Linked DNA regions of Homo sapiens: region 1 is linked to region 2. A link is a contact called in ENCODE Hi-C or POLR2A ChIA-PET data. All regions are on one chromosome and are shown on one strand. Each heading gives the region's core, a stretch centred on a gene start or an enhancer-like site at or near the end of the contact. The rest is flanking DNA. Distances are from core to core; before and after follow the strand shown.

Region 1 (2,793 bases), core at 83-2,582, 81 kb before region 2:
GTGAGGAGGCTGGAGAGCGGGGTCAGACAAACAATATGCTTATTAAAACAAGTTGTACAGCACCTGCCTCAAGCCTGAGCTGAAGCTGAAAATTGGCACTTCAAAGCAGGAGGAAGCAGAGATGGAGGAAAGCCCTCCTTCCCTACCAGAATGAGTCCACCTCAGACAGCCAGACTTTGGACCTCTGCCTTTGTTCCTAGATCTCTGTTGCTAGATGAAGGAAAGGGCCTCAGGGGATCCATCTTCAAATCAAGGGCTCCCTGGCTACCAAATTCTGTCTAGTAAAAATTATTCGAGCAGCGTGGGCCCGCCTGGCATCATTTTCTGCAGTTTCTCATTCTAATTAAGGCACTGATGATTTGCTGGTAAGGCACTGCTGAGGGCTTGAAGGGACCCAATCCCGGGTGCCTGGCCCCTCACTGCTTGCAAAGCAGCATCCTGGCCACTGGGGCAGTAGCCTGTTTAGCAGTGCTCACCACAGGCCCAGGTTCAAGCTCCTCCGCGAGCGCCAAGATGAGTTTTGGCACCCCTGATTTATTGATGAGTTAACAGAGCTTCGAGATGTTCATCCAGGGTAACCAACTAGTAGTCCTCGGCAGAGCTGAAGTCAAAGCTACCCTTTGAAAGCCCCGCCACCCTGGCTGCCTCTCCCTTCCTGAAGGCCAATTTCTTTTTTTTTACTAGCCGTCCCTCTGGTCTGTCCCTCTCGCCCTCCAGGAGATCTGGGGCCCCAACCACATCTTGTCGCGCCAGGGCTGGAAGAGAGTTTGGCACAGGGCATGGACTGTGTGAAGGAGCGCTGTGTTGGCCTGGAACCTTCCTGCGTCTGGTACCAGACCTTCAGCTGGGGGAAAGGTGGAAGGTGCCCTCCCTCCCGCAGGGCCTAAGGTCAACAGGAGGCCTCACGGGAGTTCCAGTGACTTCTACAGGTGCCTTGGAGAAGGTGCGTCCACCCTCCTCTTCTTCCACAGACGCTTTTCCTGGACCAGCTCCCTATCCATTGCCACACAAAAGCTACCAAGAGAGCACAAGCACTCCAGACCAGCAGCCCTGCCCGACCCCCGCCTCCCGCAGAAAGCCCACCCGTTCCTAGACACGTCCCACGGAAGCACAGGGCATAGCGCAAGGCCACAGTCCCACTACCCGCAAAGCGGCCGCTTCCACGGAACCGTCCCGAGGCCGGGCCTGGCCACCCTGCGCGCGAGTAAGCCGCGTGCCTGGCGCGCAGCGGCAGCGGCAGCGGAGGAAGCAGCGGCGCGCTCGTCCTCCCGGCCCGGCCCGCTCCTAGCAACGCGGGGCGTCCCCAACGACAAAGACCTGCGCCGGCGCGCGGGACTCTGCGTGAGGCGAGCGCCGGGGCTCCCGGAGCGGGTGAGGCGACCTCCGGGAGTGGGGACACCCAGCCCCGGTCTCCCTTATCGGGGCCCCCTCTGGCCGGCTGGGCCCGGGAGCCCCTCTAGCGTCCTCTGCCCACACCGGCCCGAAGCCCACGGGCGGCCATTGCCTGGGTTGCGTTTTCCGTGGCGGGGAAGCGCCGGTCCGTACCCACGGGAGACCCCACGCCCTCCACGCGAGGACGCCCCGCGCCTCCTCCCCACCACAGTCACTGTCTGCAAACCGTCTGGCCCGGGGCTGGGGATCCGAGTGAGGCGAGGGGAGGGACTGGGAAGAAGAGGGGGAAAGTGGGGCATCCGTAGGGCGTGGAGGAGAGCGGTCCCAAGCCCTGGGGCCCTAGGCTTCTCCGAAAGGCCGTCCGTTCCCATCACCCGAGGGCTGTAATCCCTCCCGCGGGTGCGGAAGCTTCCTCATCTCCCTACCTCCCACTGCACTGCCGGTTTCCCTGGGTTACCAAGGAGAAGCCAGCGCCTCTACACCCCAGGTAGGATGGGGGAGGGACTCCTGGCCTTTGGAGCTGAGCTTCTCTGCTGGGGTGTCTGAGCTGAAGGTAGGGAGGAGGGGTGGGAGACTCCAGAGCCGCTGGAGTCACTTTTGAGACAACAGACCTGAGTGGTCAGGAGTTGGGAGGAGGCCAGCCCAGGGGCTGTGGTAAGTGAACTGGCGGTTTCACCCAGCCCAAGTCCAAGCACACGGGCCGAGGCTCAGTTGGAGAAAGTTTTTTGCCCTTCCACAAGTGGAATTCCCAACTTGGGAGTGACTTACCCCAAAGTAAGACATGGTGGGCATGAAGGATATGGAGGTGGCTGTAGACAAAAGCCCAGAGCCCTGAGAACAGAGGAGGGCTCTCCTGAGGGGATCTGGGGTGGGAGCGGCTGAGAAGGCAGAGAAGGCAGTCAGAGCAGTGGGTGCAAAGCCAGCTCCTGGGGAAGTGTCCCGGGCACAGAGGCGCTGTCTGCCCAAAGAGGGCCGGGTGTCTCCACTTCTCCACTAAGAGGAAGGGAGGAGGGGACAGTTGAGGACCAGAACTGTGATGCACAAGAAGGTGAGAATGCAAACCTACAGCATCTTCCTCGTGTTCCCATTAGGGCAGGTGGAAGGAGCTCCTACCCAGAATGGTTAGATTTAGCTGGGGACCTGAGGAAGGATGGAGAAGACCTGAGACTTCCTGTGGAGGGAATATGCCAGGGGCAGGAGAGCACCACTCTGCAGCACTCTGTTGGGCTCCTTGCACCCTCCAAAGGATGCAGGCAGTGGTCCAGCCTTGCGGAAGTCTCCTATACCCAGCAGTGAACTGGAAGAGGGAGCCTGGACTATTTAGGTCAGCACCAAGGGTATAACCCTGGGCTCCATATTGGTGAACAAGAGAGCTCATGAGCTGGAGAAAGTGGGAGACCC
Region 2 (2,864 bases), core at 335-2,834:
AGGATATTTTCCTCCCTACTGTGAGCTAGCCAGGCAAACTTCCTCCTAGATGGACTCAAGCCATTTCTGGGTCACAGTGTGACATACTGACCGAAACTTAGCAGGGGGAAACAACTTCCAGGCTGTGAGGACTGAAACCACGATGGAATAGGTAGCAAAATAAACCCTTGTACAATTGTCCATCTCTCCTCTCCCCCACCCCCACCAACTGCCAGGCCAGGTTAAACTGTTTTGCAGAGCAGCAGTCTGGGTGATTAGACTTTCAAAGCCATGGAAAGAATTCAAATCAAATATTTATTGAGCACTTGCTGAGTGCTGGGCTTTGCAGGCAGGTCTGCCTCCATAAGCAACTCAGATATTATTTTAAGGTAGGTCCTGAGTCTGGAAGACAGTCTGGATTCAAATCTTGCCTCTCTGCTAAATTGTCACTTGTCCCTCAGTTAAGCACTGGGAACCTTGATGTTCCCATTTGCAGGGAGGGCAGGGGTGGGTGGGTGTTAGTTCCCCTCCCGCCTGAGGCCAGAGGTGATTAGGAGTGGTCTTTGGGAGGAACTGCTGGAGGACAGAGGGGCAATAATCAGTTTTGTGCTAGATGCAAGGCATTCTTCCAGAAAGACATTTCTGTTGGGAGTGGAGAGGCATGTCTGTGGCAGATCCCTCTCATGCACAACCCTCACTATATCTTCTGTCCACTGGGCAGGCTTCGGTCAGTGCTGGTGCCAGGATTATCCTACTCCAAAAGAAAGCATTTTGTGGATACAGCTGCTGCCAGGACTTGTGGCCTCACTTTTGGGGGCCTAACCTCTCCCTCCTCTCCAGGCGGTCCACTCTTGAGGCCTCCCCAGCGTCTGGCGAGTGTCGCTGGCTGAGAATGAACAGCAGACAGCCCAGCAAAGCCTCTCGCATGTCCTGGGAGCCCAGGCGGCGGGCCAATCGGCGCAGCAGGGGCAGGAGGTATTGGCGGGCCAGGCGGGCAGCAGGCAGCAGCAGGCAGGACAGCAGCAATCGAAGCAGCAGCGGGAGCAGTGGCGTGGGCATGGCAGGGCCAGTGAGTCAGTGCCTGGGAAGACAACACAGACTTTAGGCTTGCATGTCCTGGTTCTGCCTCACCTGGCAAGGACATGGGGTGGGCAGGAGTTCCCCCTCCCTTCAGTTTACACCTTCCTGCTCCTGACCTCAATTTGTAGGTCATTTTTGCTTTCATGAAGCCCTTTCTCTTGGCAAGGCAGCTGAGGCAGGAAGGTTCTCACCATAGCACAGATGGGGAGACTGAACCAAGGCAAGAGTAAACCAAGACCTACAGCTTGCCGTTCCCAGCTCCAGGCATTCCTACTGCTCCCTGGCCCCTCCCTTCCTCTAGTCACCCCCTCCTCTTGCACAGCCTCAATGCCCCTGGAGTTCCCTAACCCTTCTCCCTCAGTCTAGCAGGAGTTCTTCTCCAGGCAATTCTCAATTTTTCTTTTGGGGCTCCTGATCCACCCTGACCTGACACTCCCTGACCTCTCAGTCCCCTACCCCCACCAATCCACGGCAGCTCTCACCGGGCAGAACTGCTGCTCAGAATCAGTCTCTGGCTGGATTTGCCTGGAGTGGAGATAGCCCCACTGGATTCAGCACAGGGGTAGCCCCGCCCTGCTCTGCCCCACCAATTACAGTCCGCCTGGGTTGGGGAACAATGAAGAAACAGCTGTGTTCTGGCACCTGGTATATTGAGGGGAGCGGGCAGCTGGGCTGGCCCCCACTTCCCAGTCTAGGGGGAGGAGAGGGAAGGGAACATATGCAGGATTTCCCTCGAGTTGGAACCCAGACTGCACTTTCTCTTTTCTTTCTCTTCTTCTTTTTTTTTTTTTTTTTTTTGAGACAGAGTTTTGCTCTTTTTGCCCAGGCTAGAGTGCAATGGCAGGATCTCGGCTCATTGCAACCTCTGCCTCCTGGGTTCAAGCGATTCTCCTACCTCAGCCTCCCAAGTAGCTGGGATTATAGGAGTGTGCCATCATGCCAGGCTAATTTTTTTGTATTTGTAGTAGAGACAGGGTTTCACCATGTTGGTCAGGCTGGTCTCAAACTCCTGAGCTCAAGTGATCCACCCGCCTCGACCTCTCAAAGTGCTGAGATTATAGGCCTGAGCCACCGTGCCCAGCCCAGACTGCACTTTCTAATTGTGTTTCCTTAAGAACGTTGACTCTTCTGGGCTCCAGTCCTCTCCGCTGTAGCCTCAGTAAGTGGGAGTAACTGGAAGGAGTAACTGGAACAGGACAATATATGAGACCCACTTGCCTAAACCTCAGAAGCAGTGAGTCTGCAGACTGCACACACACCTGAGCACCAGGCATGCTCAGTGGCTGGGACAGGGAGACTAGGACCCAAGCAGGCCCCTGTGGGCCCTCTCCTGGGGGAAGAAAAGTAGAGGCACAGTCTATCTCCTAGCTGGGCACAGCTGGACACAGCTGGGTGGCATTCCCCCTTGGATGCTTACTTCAAGACCCTCTCCTCCACCTGCTTTCCTCCCTCAGATTAAATGAAATTCTATGAGATAGCTGGGTATATCTCTTTGGGTTTATAGCCTGGGTTTTATGTTGTTTTTAATTTTTATTTATTTATTATTATTATTATTTGAGACGGAGTCTCACTCTGTCACCCAGGCTGGAGTGCAGTGGCATGATCTTGGCTCACTGCAACCTCTGCCTCCCAGGTTCAAGCGATTCTCCTGCCTCAGCCTCCTGAATAGCTGGGATTACAGGCACCCGCCACGATGCCCGGCTAATTTTTGTATTTTTAGTAGAGGTGGGGTTTCACCATGTTGGCCAGGCTGGTCTCGAACTCCTGACCTCAGGTGCTCCACCCGTCTTGGCCTCCCAAAGTGT

Evidence for each region. A loop is a pair of places that touch in the nucleus more often than their neighbours do. ChIA-PET counts read pairs that join two places held with the same protein, here RNA polymerase II (POLR2A). Pooled maps may share reads with other maps.
Region 1: a loop to region 2 is called in a pooled map, with 3 times the contacts of the local background. The contact joins the promoter of DRC5 here to the promoter of MYMX in region 2. A Hi-C loop is called at or near these places in 1 of 37 single-sample maps with no recorded cell type and 6 of 50 pooled maps. POLR2A ChIA-PET finds 5 or more read pairs at or near these places in 2 of 52 experiments (HEK293 and activated CD4-positive, alpha-beta memory T cell).

What each region holds. Positions count from the first base shown.
Region 1 is chr6:44,296,237-44,299,029 of GRCh38, reverse strand. DRC5 (dynein regulatory complex subunit 5) reads left to right here and starts at 1,332. Exons shown (of 5, transcript NM_182539.4): 1 at 1,332-1,371. It overlaps AARS2 (alanyl-tRNA synthetase 2, mitochondrial), which reads left to right. Exons shown (of 22, transcript NM_020745.4): 22 at 1-299. RefSeq lists a silencer at 1,339-1,418.
Region 2 is chr6:44,215,646-44,218,509 of GRCh38, reverse strand. MYMX (myomixer, myoblast fusion factor) reads right to left here and starts at 1,584. Exons shown (of 2, transcript NM_001315494.2): 1 at 1,542-1,584; 2 at 276-1,060. The coding sequence starts at 1,038. The coding sequence ends at 784. RefSeq lists enhancers at 327-1,212, 1,213-2,098.